Linked DNA regions of Homo sapiens: all the other regions are linked to region 2. Evidence: chromatin contacts called from ENCODE Hi-C or POLR2A ChIA-PET data. All regions are on one chromosome and are shown on one strand. Each heading gives the region's core, a stretch centred on a gene start or an enhancer-like site at or near the end of the contact. The rest is flanking DNA. Distances are from core to core; before and after follow the strand shown.

Evidence for each region. Hi-C counts contacts between places; a loop is a spot of excess contacts on that map. ChIA-PET counts read pairs that join two places held with the same protein, here RNA polymerase II (POLR2A). Pooled maps may share reads with other maps.
Region 1: a map of naive thymus-derived CD4-positive, alpha-beta T cell shows a loop between it and region 2 (18-fold over the local background). The contact joins the promoter of SPAG4 here to the promoter of TRPC4AP in region 2. A Hi-C loop is called at or near these places in 1 of 168 maps with a recorded cell type or tissue (naive thymus-derived CD4-positive, alpha-beta T cell), 1 of 37 single-sample maps with no recorded cell type and 11 of 50 pooled maps. POLR2A ChIA-PET finds 5 or more read pairs at or near these places in 2 of 52 experiments (Caco-2 and PC-3).
Region 3: a loop to region 2 is called in a pooled map, with 5 times the contacts of the local background. The contact joins the promoter of CPNE1 here to the promoter of TRPC4AP in region 2. A Hi-C loop is called at or near these places in 1 of 37 single-sample maps with no recorded cell type and 6 of 50 pooled maps.

The regions. Positions count from the first base shown.
Region 1 is chr20:35,613,886-35,618,527 of GRCh38, reverse strand. SPAG4 (sperm associated antigen 4) reads right to left here and starts at 2,699. Exons shown (of 12, transcript NM_003116.3): 1 at 2,221-2,699; 2 at 1,288-1,392; 3 at 942-1,008; 4 at 688-749; 5 at 398-441; 6 at 53-78. The coding sequence starts at 2,524. RefSeq lists enhancers at 1-242, 964-1,013, 243-1,193, 1,224-1,493 and a silencer at 1,924-2,653.
Region 2 is chr20:35,089,525-35,094,065 of GRCh38, reverse strand. It overlaps TRPC4AP (transient receptor potential cation channel subfamily C member 4 associated protein), which reads left to right and starts at 1,259. Exons shown (of 19, transcript NM_015638.3): 1 at 1,259-1,452. The coding sequence starts at 1,285. RefSeq lists a silencer at 1,358-1,487 and an enhancer at 3,014-3,573.
Region 3 is chr20:35,661,951-35,666,417 of GRCh38, reverse strand. CPNE1 (copine 1) reads left to right here and starts at 1,518. Exons shown (of 16, transcript NM_152925.3): 1 at 1,518-1,658. RBM12 (RNA binding motif protein 12) reads left to right here and starts at 1,518. Exons shown (of 3, transcript NM_006047.6): 1 at 1,518-1,658. RefSeq lists enhancers at 1,550-1,599, 1,181-1,685, 1,870-1,979, 2,300-2,349, 2,190-2,695 and 1 more and a silencer at 1,657-1,951.

The sequences.
Region 1 (4,642 bases), core at 1,450-3,949, 520 kb before region 2:
AAAGAAGCAACTTTGAGCCCCCCAATTTCCCACCCTAGGTGCCCTCTTTCACCTTAGAGTCAGCATCTCCTTAGGTTCCTGTTGGATGAAGGGACAAAACACAGAGCCGCTCAGCTCCCGTCGTCCTTGCTCCTACCTCAGCCTGGAAACGGCCAGGGCTTCCTTTTTGAAGACTGTGTCCCCTTTCCTCGACTCCTCCTTGACCTCCCAGTATCAGAGCCCCCAAGAGACCCTCAAGCACAATCCCTCATAAGTCTGTTTATATCCAGCCCTTTCTTAAGGATTGTAGCCTCTGGCACTACCCCCACCCCAGCAGACCGACAGTCCAGGGGACCCCCACAATCTCCGGGTTCACAACCTGCCAACCCCCTACCCCAAGACAGTCTCCCCAACTCACATTCTCCAAAGGAGAGACCAGGTACAGAAGCCCCAGCCAGAATGCTGGAGAAAGAGAGGGAGGGGTCTCAGAAGGAAAAGGAAGAGAATGGGTTTCCCCGGCATAGGGGGACAGTGGAAAGAGGCTTGAGGGGGTTAAGCCTGGGGAGGACCGTGGGAGTCTGAGGGGGAATTAGGGGGTTCTGCAGGGGAATGCCAGGAGCTGCAGGACCGAGGATGTAGGAGAAAATGTGCTGGGTTTGCCTCCAAAGCACCCAGGGCAGGGGCTCCAGGGAATTCACTGCCCCTCACCTGACAGAAAGAGGCTCAGCAGCGACACAGCCGTGAACAGGAAGCGGATGGAACAGACCTCCCTGGGGAACCGGAGGGAGGCTGAGGCCCCGACCTGCTCAACCCTCCAGTCCCCACCCCAGGGTCCTAGACCCAGCTCTTGCCAACATGACTCAATCAGATCTGAATCGGCTCAAGCGCCAGCAAGGTTCCGGCCCTGCTCCCCACCCCCTCCAAAGAGCTGTTCCTGGGGCGCCAGCGTCCCTTCCTCTGACCTGTACATGCTGACCAGCACGTCTCCTGCCAGGGATAACAACACGCTCAGCCCCTGGAAGAGCAGGCCTGAGGCCAGGACAGAGGGTCAGAGAGGGGCCCACGGCAGGGAGAGGCGGGGCTCAGCCTGCGTGGTGTCCGGGTTCAGAAGGGGCTTGGGAGGGGCCGGGGGTGGGCCTGGGGCTCAGGAAGAGAGGGTCGGCTAGGATAATTGGATGGGGGCTAGGAATGAGTTGAGGCTCGGAGAGGGGCTCGATACTCAAACGGGGGCCGGGGGCTCAGAGAGAACTGGAGTTCGGAGAGGGGAACCCGAGGGTCAGAGGGGATCGCAGCTGGCCTGGCCCGTACTCAGAAAGCTCTTGAACACCCGCGGGGGAGGCATCTCCTGCCTCAGATCCAGGGTCGGGAGAAGGTCGAGCGGCTCCTCAGAGACTACTGGAGACCCAGTCGGTTCTGCGGGAACCCAAGGGCTCCACTGGGGCCTTGCGGACCACAGACCTATTTTCCCCTCGAGACCGGGCCGCAGATTGCTCAGTCCACAAGCCAGACAGCTGGGAAGTCTCTCACAGGCTTTGGTCCCACCGCAGCCCTATCCCGGCTCCAGCTCCGCCCTCTGAAGCCCCGCCCCTCAGGGAGGCTCCGTCAAGAGTTGGTCTCCTGGCCGGGCGCGGTGGCTCACGCCTGTAATCCCAGCGATTTGGGAGGCCGAGGCGGGCGGATCACCTGAGGTCGGGAGTTCGAGGCCAGCCTGATTAACACGGAGAAACCCCGTCTCTACTAAAAACACAAAAATTGGCCGGGCATGGTGGCGCACGCCTGTAATCCCAGCTACTCGGGAGGCTGAGGCGGGAGAATCGTTTGAACCCGGGAGGCGGAGGTTGCGGTGAGCCGAGATCATGCCATTGCATGGCATGGGCAACAGGAGCGAAACTCCGTTGCAAAAAAAAAAAAAAAAGAGTTGGTCCCTCCCCCAAACGGATGACCCGCCCCCAGCCTTAGATCTTGGTGGAACCCAATTGTCCTGGGAGCCACTCACGCTAACATTGAGGCCGCGCCCCCTCAGTGGCACCCAACCACAAGATTTTCCCCGCCCCTTCCCATAACCGTCCAGGACACCGAGGCTCCGCCCCTTAAGGGATCTCATTTAGCACCATCCCTTTACCCTACAGGACCCACCTTGTAGGAGGTGCCCAGATATCATCTTAGCCCCGTCCCCGCCCAGCACCGCCCTTTAGGCCCCGCCCCCTCCACTGGCTCACCCGGGGTCGACCCCGCCCGCACCCGAGGCCCCGCCCCTCACGGTTGCCGCGCCACAGGCTGTCTGCCAGTTGTGGCTCCGAGGCGCTGGCTTCTGCTGAGAGCTTCCTGCCCATGTGGTTCCTCCGGGCACTCCCGCGCTCAAGGCGGGCTCACCGCAGCTCGGGCCCCGGGCTCTTCTGCCCTCGGGCTCCCCAGGCCCGGGCTCCGCTGACCGGAGCCCTTTGCTGTCCTCCGAGGTGATGCTCATTGAGCTGTTCTCGCTGAAAAAGTTGGGCGTGTGCTTGCGCGAGGACGAGGCCGAGCCCGGGCGGGAGCTTCGCCGCATCCTGACCCCCTGCTGCCTAGTCACTGACGCTAAAGCCGCCGCTGCGGTCGCCAAGGCCCTGGGGCCTCCTTCAGCCGCTGCGCGCCGCGGGGACCCCACGGACCCTGCGTGAAGTCGGCAGGCCCCGCGGCCGCACCTGCCCTCCCGCTGTGTCCCGGCCGGCTGCTGACGTCACAGAGGAGCCTCGGTCTCCGCGGGCTGCCCTGGCCGCGCGTCACGGAGCTGGCCGTGACGTCACCTGGAGCCGTAGCCATGGCAGCCTCTCCTTCTGACTTTGTTGTTGTTTAAGAGACAGGGTCTTTCTCATTGCCCAGGCTGGAGTGCAGTGGCCTGATCATAGCTCATTGTAACTTCGAACTCCTAGGCTCAAGCGATCCTCCCGCCTCGGCCTCCCAAAGCGCTGGGAGTACAGGCGTCAGCCACCGCGCCCGGCCTCTTTTACAGCAAGCGATGATGTCACAGCACTTCCCAGAAAACCCCATCTAAAATGGCACTCAGTCTATAACAGTTTTTTTCTTTCTTTCTTTCTTTCTTTCTTTCTTTCTTTCTTTCTTTCTTTCTTTCTTTCTTTCTTTCTTTTTTTTTTTTTTTTGAGATGGAGTCTCATTCTGTTGCCCAGGCTGGAGTGCAATGGCGCGATCTTGGTCCACTGCAACCTCCGCCTCCCGGGTTCAAGCGATTCTCCCGCCTCAGCCTCCTGAGTGGCTGGGATTACAGACATGCACCACCATGCCTGGCTAATTTTGTATTTTTAGTAGAGACGGGGTTTCTCCATGTTAGTCAGGCTGGTCTTGAACTCCCGATCTCAGGTGATCCACCCGCCCCGGCCTCCTAAAGTGCTGGGATTACAGGCATGAGCCACTGCGCCCAGCATTTTTATTTTTATTTTATTTTTATTTTTTGAGACAGAGTCCTGCTGTGTCGCCCAGGCTGGAGGGCAGTAGTGCAATCTCGGCTCAGTGCAACCTCCGCCTCCCGGGTTCAAGCGATTCTCCTGCCTCAGCCTCCCGAGTAGTTGGGATTACAGACACCCGCCATCATGCCTGGCTAATTTTTGTATTTTTGTAGAGACGGGGTTTTACCATGTTGGCCAGGCTGGTCGTGAACTCCTGACCTCAGGTTATCCGCCTGCCTGGGGCTCCCAAAGTGCTGGGATTACAGGAGTCAGCTACTGCGCCTGGCCTCTTTTAAAGCAAGTGATGACGTCACAGCACTTCCTAGAAAACCCCATCTAAAATTGCACTTAGCAAATACCAGTTTCTATCCCCCTTCCCTGTTTTGTTTTTCTCCTCAGCACGTGTCACTAACATGCTATATATTTCATTTCTCTCTTTCTTTGAGATGGAGTCTCGCTCTGTTGCCCAGGCTGGAGTGCAGTGGCATGATCTCAGCTCACTGCAACCTCCATCTCCCGGCCTCAAGCAATCCTCCCGCCTCAGCCTCCCGAGTAGCTGGGACTACAGGCTTGCGCCACCACACCCAGCTAATTTTTGTATTTTTTGTAGAGATGGGGTCTCGCTATGTTGCCCAGGCTGGTCTTCAACTCCTGAGCTTGAGTGATCCACCCACTTCTGCCTCCCAAAGTGCTGGGATTACAGATGTGAGCCACCATGCCTGGCCCATTTATTTATTTCCTTATTGCCTGCCATGCCCACTAGAACATAAACTTAATCAGGGCACAGATTTTCATTCACTACTGTATCCTCCAGCACCTAGATAAGCCTAGCATGTAGTAGGTGCTCAAATATTTGCAAATAATGAATGTTAAGAAGGAGCAGGGCATCACTCAGGGCACTTCTAAATACTTAGTCCCCTTTGCTCTGCAAGCCCTTCAGCCCCCTCCTCTCATCCTAGACATCAGGTCAGAGAGCTCATTCAGGATCTGTGGGTCCCTCCTCCAGACCCATTTTTCCCAGGGGTCTGTGGGTTGAGAATTCAGCACCCACCAATCGTCATACCCACACTCAGGCTGCACACCTGAGCCATGGAGGAAAGAATGAGGAATCAGATGGTCACAGCCAGAAGACTAGAGGTCCCCAAACTCTTGCTATGTAACAGAATATCAGTGCAGCTTATAGAAATTCAGCTTCCCAGGCACACCTTGTGATTCTACTGCAG
Region 2 (4,541 bases), core at 10-2,509:
ATACCAGTACCATGCTGTTTGGGTGACTATGGCCTTATTGTATAGATTGAAGTCAGGTAATGTGATGCCTCCAGATTTATTCTTTTTGCTTAGTCTTGCTTTGGACATGCAGGCTCTTTTTTGGTTCCATATGATTTTTAGGATTCTTTTTTCTAGTTCTATGAAGATGGATGGTGAGTCTACTCCTTTTAGATGGGGTGTGAGGATGGTAACCATAGTGCCAGTTCACCTGGGAGAGTCACTTTTATGCCTACCGTCCCGGTGTAATTATTTATTGTGTCTTTTCATTCTTTAAAGTGTTCTGGTTTGAGCAGTAAGTTACAGTCATCTTAGTTATGAGTCACAATCTTCACCATTCCCTGTTACATCACACTTAGCTCTCCTCTTTCATTTTTATTACAGGCCCCCTGCTAGGAAGGGAAAAAGTGTGTGTGTGTTGGGTGGGGGGAGTCAGTGCCATCCTGCCACAGAAGTTAGCTGAAAAAATGAGTATTAGAGACAACATGCTATCTGGTGGATAGAAATTAGGACAGGGTTTTCATCTGACAGAGAATATGATGTCACAATTTACTAATCCCTTTCCCTTCCATTATTTAATTTCACAACAACCTACCCAGTTACACAACTTATCCAGTTTGAGACTGCGTTTCTTTGTGTATGGATCTGCTGTCTTCCCCTGTAACCTGCATTTCGTGATAAAGGATCCCAGGCCGTTCTGCTCACCACTGTATCCCAGACACCCTCCCTTTCCCCTAGACATGGTTTGGTGTCGGGCGCAGAGAAAGCCCCAGGAACTACGATTGATCAGGCTCCCAGAATCTATAGATGGAGTGACCTGACGAGGACACAGGCGCAGTGGCAGAGCGCGATGACTTGGTCGATGTCCGCGGTGAGTCACGTGTAGAGAGAAGCAGGCAGGAAGCGGACTCGAGGGCCTGACTCCTGACCTGAAGCCCAGGATCATTTCTTGGCCAGCTGCCTGCATCCTGCCCAAATCGGCGAGAGAAATGGGAGAATGTGGACCTTGGGAGATTTCGCCGAAATGCTGGGCCCGGGGGCCAGAGAAACCGGCAGTGCAGGAAAGGCCACATCTCTTTTCCCACCTACCCCGCTGCCGCGCAGGACTACAATTCCCAGTAGCCTCCACGCCGCACACGGTCCCTGCCACGCGGCTTGCGCCTCCGCCGACGGCCCACTGGGGGCGCTGCGGCGACCCCTCCGCCGCCCCGTAGAAATCTCCGCGGCCCCGAGGCCGCTTGCTTCCTGTTTGTCCGACGAGGAGACATGGCGGCGGCGCCGGTAGCGGCTGGGTCTGGAGCCGGCCGAGGGAGACGGTCGGCAGCCACAGTGGCGGCTTGGGGCGGATGGGGCGGCCGGCCGCGGCCTGGTAACATTCTGCTGCAGCTGCGGCAGGGCCAGCTGACCGGCCGGGGCCTGGTCCGGGCGGTGCAGGTACGAGGCTGGACCAGGAGGGGCGGGGCGGGGCGGACCAGGCGGGAGCTGGCGGGGGGCCGGGGAAGAGGCCTTTCCAGGCCGCCGCTGGACGGGCCAAAGCCCTTTTGGCTGGCCGGAAGGCCTCCCTGTGAGCTGCCCGGACGCTCTCAGCTGCAGCGGGGCCGTGGGAAGCAGCTGGCTTGATGTCCCTTGTCAGGGGCCGAGCGGGGCTGGGCTGCTGTGGACACTGATGGCGTGTACGAACCCTGGGCCCAGTTTCTGGATCCTCCCTTCTTTGCGCCACGTCTACACGTCTGGGGGACCCTGTCGTGTTTGTTTTAGCCTCTGTGGGCCTCGAGTTTATCCCGTGTATTGGGCGTGGGGGAGGGGGTCATCATTGCAGCCCCCAAATGGTTCCCGAGCATTTCATAAATGTCATTTTCTCAGGCCTTTCCTTGACACTCTTTCCTTCCCCTTTCTAAAGTAGGTCCCCATTGTTATTCTGTCACAGCCGCGAATTCGTTTCGTTTACATTACTTTCTTAGTCTATAATTTCGTATTTCTTTGTTGTCTGCCTTTTTCTCGCCCGTCTCCCACATTAGGCTGAGTTCCAGCGGGTGCAGAGACTATATCTGGTTTGCTAGTGTAGAGCGTCACGGTTAAGAGGGACTCTGGAGTCAGGCCTGGGTTCAAAGCCCTGCTCCTCTCTCTTGCTTGGGCAGGTGACCTTTCTGTGCCTCAGTTTCCTCACTTGTAAGATGAAGATGAGAATTAGTAACCTACCTTTTAAGATTGTTGTGGAGATCAAAGGGGGCAATTGTGTAAAGCATTAGTGCATTTCTGGTGCATACTAAGGGCTGAAGGTAGTTAATATTAAGCATCTGACTTATAACAGGTGCCCAACATATGATTATTGTTATTTTTGAGTGAGCGAAGGACACTGCTTTAGGGTAAACCAGGTTGAATAGGACCTAGTCCACTACTTCTTCCACCCTCCCCCACCCCGAACCTTGCTAACACCTGTAAAACATTAGCTTTATTTAAAGACAGCTTTTTCATAAAAAGTTTGAAGGATACTCAAGAAACTGATAAAGTGGTTGGTGGGAGTGAGGTGGGAATTGGGCTAAAGGGGGAGAAAATGGGAGTGAGACTTTTCACAGTGTAACTTTATTTAAATTTAATTTGAATATCACTTCCTCAAATGACGAAAAGGATAGAATAAAATAAAGGCTAGGGGGTCTGTGTGTATGGAGGACTGTGGACGAAAGGAGCAGTTGTGAGTGAGAAATGTTTTCCTGGCCATCACACAACCATAGATGAGCAGCCTTTTTCCCCCTTGTGTTCTTAAGACCTGACTTAAGACCCTGTAATCCCAGCACTTTGGGAGGCCGAGGCAGGCAGATCGCTTGAATCCAGGAATTCGAGACCAGCCCAGGCAACACGGCAAAATCCTGTGTCTCCAAAAATTTAGCCGGGCATGGTGGTGGTGTGTGCCTGTGGGGAGGCTGAGGTGGGAGGATTACCTGAGCCTGGGAGGCGGAGATTGACAGAGTGAGACCCTGTCTCAAAAAAAAAAAAAAATCCTAGAAATACTTGCTCTTTCCTTCTTAAGCTAAGATACCTTACCGAGCTGGGTGTGTAGAGACAGGCAGAAAGAGGACTAACTTTTAGTGAGCACATAACCTTTAGAAAAAGTACGGTACAAGGCATATGTTATCTTTAATCCTCAAGCTTTTGAGTTATGCTTCAAGACTCATTTCTTAATATGGATGAGGAAACTGAGGCTCAGAGAGGTTAGATGATATGTTCCTAAACACCCATCCTGATAATCAGTGTTCTGAGAATAATAGGGAGCCACAGAAGTTCTTTAGCATGATAAATGAGGCAATTTAGGCAACTTAATTTGTTTCCAGTGCTGAATGACTTAGAATGGGAGGAGCCTAGAAAAGCCCACCAGAGGCTGGGCACAGTGGCTCATTCCTGTAATCCCAGTGCTTTGGGAGGTCGAGGCGGGTGGATCATCTGAGGTCAGGAGTTTGAGACCAGCCTGGCCAACATGGCGAAGCCCCGTCTCTACTAAAAATACAAAAATTAGCCGGGCGTGGTGGTAAGCACCTGTAATCCCAGCTACTCTGGAGGCTGAGGCAGGAGAATTGCTTGAACCTGGGAGGTGGAGGTTGTGAGCTGAGATCACGCCACTGCACTCCAGCCTGGGTGACATAGTGAGACTTCATCTCAAAAAAAAAAAAAAAAAGCTCACCAGATACAAGGCTGCTGGAATATTCTGGAGCCACAAAAGCAAGGCAGGTTATTGTGGTAACTGATGGTTGTATATAGGTGTGGGAGCTATTTCAGAAGTTGAAGTAGAGACCCCCTGCCTGGAGCTATAGTGAGGATAAAATGGGGACCTTCATCTTTCAAATATTTCTTTTCTTAGTTTTTTTTTTTTTTAATTTATTCCATGCTGTGCCCTTCCGCTCCTCTCTCCCATCCTGCAGAATAAGTTATTTGCTTACCCTTTTTTTTTTTTGAGACAGAATCTTGCTCTGTCACCCAGGCTGGAGTGCAGTGGCAAGCTCAACTTCCTGGGCTCAAGTGATCCTCCCACCTTAGCCTCCCTAGTAGCTGGGACTACAGGCGTGTGCCACCACACCCCATTAATTTTTGTATCTTTGGTAGAGACAGGGTTTTGCTCTGTTGCCCAGATTACCCATATTTTTATACTGTTATGGCATGTGGTATAGTAGGAAAAGACCAGATTTAAACATTTTTTATTTTTTATTTTTTAGACGGAGTCTCGCTCTGTTGCCCAGACTGGAGTGCAGTGGCGCAATCTCGGTTCACTGCATCCTCCGTCTCCCGGATTCAAGCAATTCTGCCTCAGCCTCCTGAGTAGCTGGGATTACAGTCGTGTGCCACCACACCTGGCTACTTTTTGTATTTTTAGTAGAGATGGGGTTTCACCATGTCGGTCAGGCTGGTCTCCAACTCCTGACGTCATGATCCCCCTGCCTTGTCCTCCCAAAGTGCTGGGATTACAGGTGTGAGCCACTGCGCCTAGCCAAAATTTTTTCATTGTAGTAAACAAATATATAATATAGGCCAGG
Region 3 (4,467 bases), core at 269-2,768, 570 kb before region 2:
TTGAGATGTAGTCTCGCTCTCCTGATGGTCTCCATCCCCTGACCTCGTGATCCTCCCACCTCGGCTTCCCAAAGTGCTGGGATTACAGGCGTAAGCCACCACGCCCAGCCAGAGAATAGCTTTTTCTATAATAAAATAATACTATAGTGAAGCCGTGGAGGGGTCACGATGGATTTAATTTTTTTTTTTTTTTTGAGACGGAATCTTGCTCTGTCGCCTAGGCTGGAGTGCTATGGCGTTATCTTGGCTCACTGTAACCGCCACCTCCCGGATTCAGGCGATTCTCCTGCCTCAGCCACCCTGGTAGCTGGGACCACAGGCGCCAGCCAGCACGCCCAGCTAATGTTTGTATTTTTAGTAGAGACGAGGTTTCGCCATGTTGGCCATGCTGGTCTTGAACCCCTGACCTCAGGTAATCCGCCCGCCTCGGCTTCCCAAAATGCTGGGATTACAGGCGTGAGCCACTGCGCCCTGCCCTAGATTAAAACTCTTTTTTTGTTTTTTTTTCTGAGACGAAGTTTCGCTTTTGTCATCCAGGGTGGAGTGCAATGGCGCCATCTGGGCTCACTGCAACCTCCACCTCCCGGGTTCAAGCGATTCTCCTGCCTCAGCCTCCCAAGTAGCTGGGACCACAAGCACCGCCACCACACCCAGCTAGTTTTTGTATTTTTAGTAGAGGCTGGGTTTTGCCTTGTTGGCCAGACCGGTCTCGAACTCCTGACCTCATGATCCGCCCTTCTCGGACTCCCAAAGTGCTGGGATTATAGGCGTGAGCCACCGCGCTCGGCCTGTATAAACTTTTTTTTTTTTTTTTTTTTTTTTTGAGATGGAGTCTTGCTCTTTCGCCCAGGCCGGAGTGCAGTGGCGCAATCTCGGCTCACTGCAAGCTCCGCCTCCCAGGTTCACGCTATTCTCCTGCCTCAGCCTCCCGAGTAGCTGGGACTACAGGTGCCCGCCACCACGCCCGGCTAATTTTTTGTATTTTTTAGAAGAGACGGGGTTTCACCGTGTTAGCCAGGATGGTCTCGATCTCCCGACCTCGTGATCCGCCCGCCTCGGCCTCCCAAAGTGCTGGGATTACAGGCGTGAGCCACCGCGCCCGGCCCCCGGCCTGTATAAACTCTTAAATGGGAAAAAAGAATCAGGTTTTGGCTGTTTTGTCAGGATATAATAACTAGCCACCACGTTGTGGTCCATTTAATCCTCAAAAAACTTAGAGGTAAGCACAATTCGCTCCTTCCGCGGAAACTGGAAGACGTGAAGCAATTTGCACAGTCTTGCAGTGAAGGGCCAAGCTAGACACTCATACCCAGCCCACCCGCCAGGGCCACTAGCCCAAGGTCGGTCCTGTGCGCCAACAGTCGCAAGCAGGGACTGAATATCCCCCTCTTAGCACAAAACCCAGTAACTTCCGGGAGATCGCCCGAGACCGTCAGCGCGCTTGCGCGGCCCCTTGACGTCAACCACGCCGTTCCTCCCCCTTCTGGAACGCGGAGCCGCTGAGCGGGCCGACGGCCATTTTGTGAAGCGGCGAAGGAGGTGGTGGCTGCGTTGGGCTCCGGGAAGCCGTTCGGGCTGGGGCTGTCGGCCGCGGGGCGGAGGCACTCGCGCGGGGGGTAATTCGGGGTCTGGGTTCTGGTGCCGCGCAGCTTTCCCCGGTAAGACTCCCGCAGCCCCTGAACGGGTGGGGCTGTGCGGGGCTCGTGGTGCCCCTTGGTGGCCCGGGGCGGGGCCTTCGGAGGCCTTCGAGCCCGCGGCAACTAGCGCCCCACACAAAGGGTCGAGGCAGGGCTGCAGGGGGAGTGGGATGCCACTTAGGCCTCTGAGATCTGAGAGGATGCAAGGAGGACGCAAGAGGATGAGCCTGCGTACCGAAGTGGGGACGAGGCCATAGCGAGGACTCCCCCGTGGTCTGAGAGGGGGCAGGCCAGAGCTGGCTGGCTCAGCGGCCTGCGAGCTAACGGGGACTGCAGTAAAAACACGCCTACATCCCGAGTACGGAGGATTTCTTGTCTCCCCCAGTGAAGCAGAGGTTATAACTACATCTCTGTGCCTGGAGGTGGGGAGATAATCGTAGTGAGGACACTCCTTCAACCCGAAATGGAAAGGAGGCCTTTGTGGCCTACCAGCAAAAGGGGACCCAGGTCACACCTGTGGGGAGGAAGCTGTAGTCGGTACACTCCTGTGAGTTCAGAAAGGAAGTGTCACAACCGGCCGCCTTCGTGGCCTGAAGGTGGAGGGGTTTGCAGTGAAATGCCTCCGAGGTCCATTGCTGGGGAGGGGCTTTACTCGAGGGTGTAGCAGTTTTGAGAAGCCGGCGTCTGAAGCTAGGAGGTGAGGGGGTGGGGTGAGTACGCCTCCTGAGGCTCTGAGAATTGTAGTAAGATGCCAGGCCTTTGGTCCCCCAGTAGGGAAGGGGCTGCTGTGAGCAGCACATTTACGGCTCCCTCGGGAGAGGATCCTGTGGCATTTCAGGAGGACGAGATCCAGTGGGCTGCGGAGGGTGGGTGCTTTTGATGGAGAGTTAATTGAGTTTCTCTGAAGCTTGGCTGCATTAGTTTGCAGCCACGTGAATTGGGTGGTGGGAGGGACTTTGAGGATCTACAGGTTAGTGACGGGGTTGGACGCCAGTGCAGCAGGCTTAGCTGCTAGGTTGTAAACGTACGGGCTTTTTGTGTGCCTCCAACGTGTGCTTTATAGTGACAAATCTGAGGGGCTCTTGTGAGGGTTACTCAGTATTAAGTGCTAAACATTTACTCATCTGCGTGGTGTCATGCTGAGAATTGCAGACTTTAAGAGATTTCTGGGCCCTAAAACCCTCCTTGGCTCCAGGATTCTCAGAGATAACCTAATATAAATTGAAGAAGTTGGTAGGGACCGTTTTATATTATTCAATAATAGAGTCAGTATAACCCACTGGAAAAAAGTGTGATGGCAACTGAAGGTTTGTTGAAGGGAGAGGCTAGGCTTGTGACTGCAGTATTTTAGAGCTTCTTGCTTGAATGGTTTGAAATGGTGTAATTTTTGCAAAATGCAGTCTTAGCAACAAGAATTGTCTGGGACCTTGTTAACTAGTGTATATTGTTAATGCATCTCAGAGCATTTGCAGTCGAGAAAAATCCCTCAAGTCTGGACACATAGGGAAATCTTGTTTTTTAAATTATAGAACTACAATACAAGACTGGTTGTACTTGTTTTTGAAATTTGGCAGTTTTGATAAGAATGGAGGATTTCTGGATTTAGTGGAAAGTGTGCAGACATTTTCAAAGAGTATAAAAAGTTGGGAAGAACTGTTACAGGTGGTTCAAATAACGTTATGGTAATTTATGAAGAAAGTGAAATGTTTGGCGTGTTTATACAAAACAATGAAGATGTGCTTAGTATATATTATTGGACAGATTTTTAATGAAACAGGGAATACATTTTTATATATGCTCGATTAAATGTGATTACTTTGCTTATGGATTGTAATGTATAATTTTCATTTTCTTTATGTTCAAATCTGTTAGATGAAAAATGTGAAGCTTTAGAAATAATTGTGTGGTTACTTGCAACGTATTGTTACATGCTAATACCAGTACTCTTTGGGCTTCTTTCACCTTCTTTGACACGTCAAATGTTTTGATGATTGAGTATTGAGAGTTTGGGAGTTGTTAGTACAGTCTTTAGGTGTGAAACTTGATGTTGTGGGCCAGTGTGTTCCAGGTGCTGGAATCCAGTGACAGTGTTGATAGTTTTTACTCCATTTTGCAGAGAGCCATTCTGTCATTGTATGAATGTATGTTTTCTTCTGTAGATGTTGTAGGAAGAACCAAGTGTCAGTAGTTGGTTGCACAAAAGATGCTTTTAGATGTCCCTCCCTAAAATGCAGAGACTGATGATGTCCACTTTTATATCTTTTGTCTGGCCCACAAGTGCTTAATAGTAAATGTTCATGGAGTAAAGGAATATTGTTAAATGTTTTCAACTAAACAGAAAAGATAATTTTATCTAAACTACAGTTTTATCAGATTTTACTACCACACCCATATACCTTTTGGTTTGCACAAAATTTAATTAAGTTTAAAGCCAGCTTTTAAGACTCAAAAACAGAGTGAATGTGGTTGTTTAGGTTAGAAGTATAATTTTGCTCTGAAGTGAAAATGAAGGTAGCAACATTTTTGTTGGCATTTGGGGGGATTGAAACATAACTTAATATTTTTGACAGGAGGAATATCTTATTTAGAAATGTCTTCTGATTTGCTGCCTTTGAGTACGGAATGGAGGTTAATGGAAAAATTGAGTAATGCGTTATAAAAAGTACACATCTCCATCAGTGTCAGAATAATTTTTTCATTAAGAGTGATCCCAGACTTTGATATATGGTCCATTTGGGAATGGGGAACAAAATCAAGTGGCTGAAACTGTGGTTGTTTCATAATGTTTATTATAATGTGATTATACTGTTTTTAGCATTGTGCCCGTTGT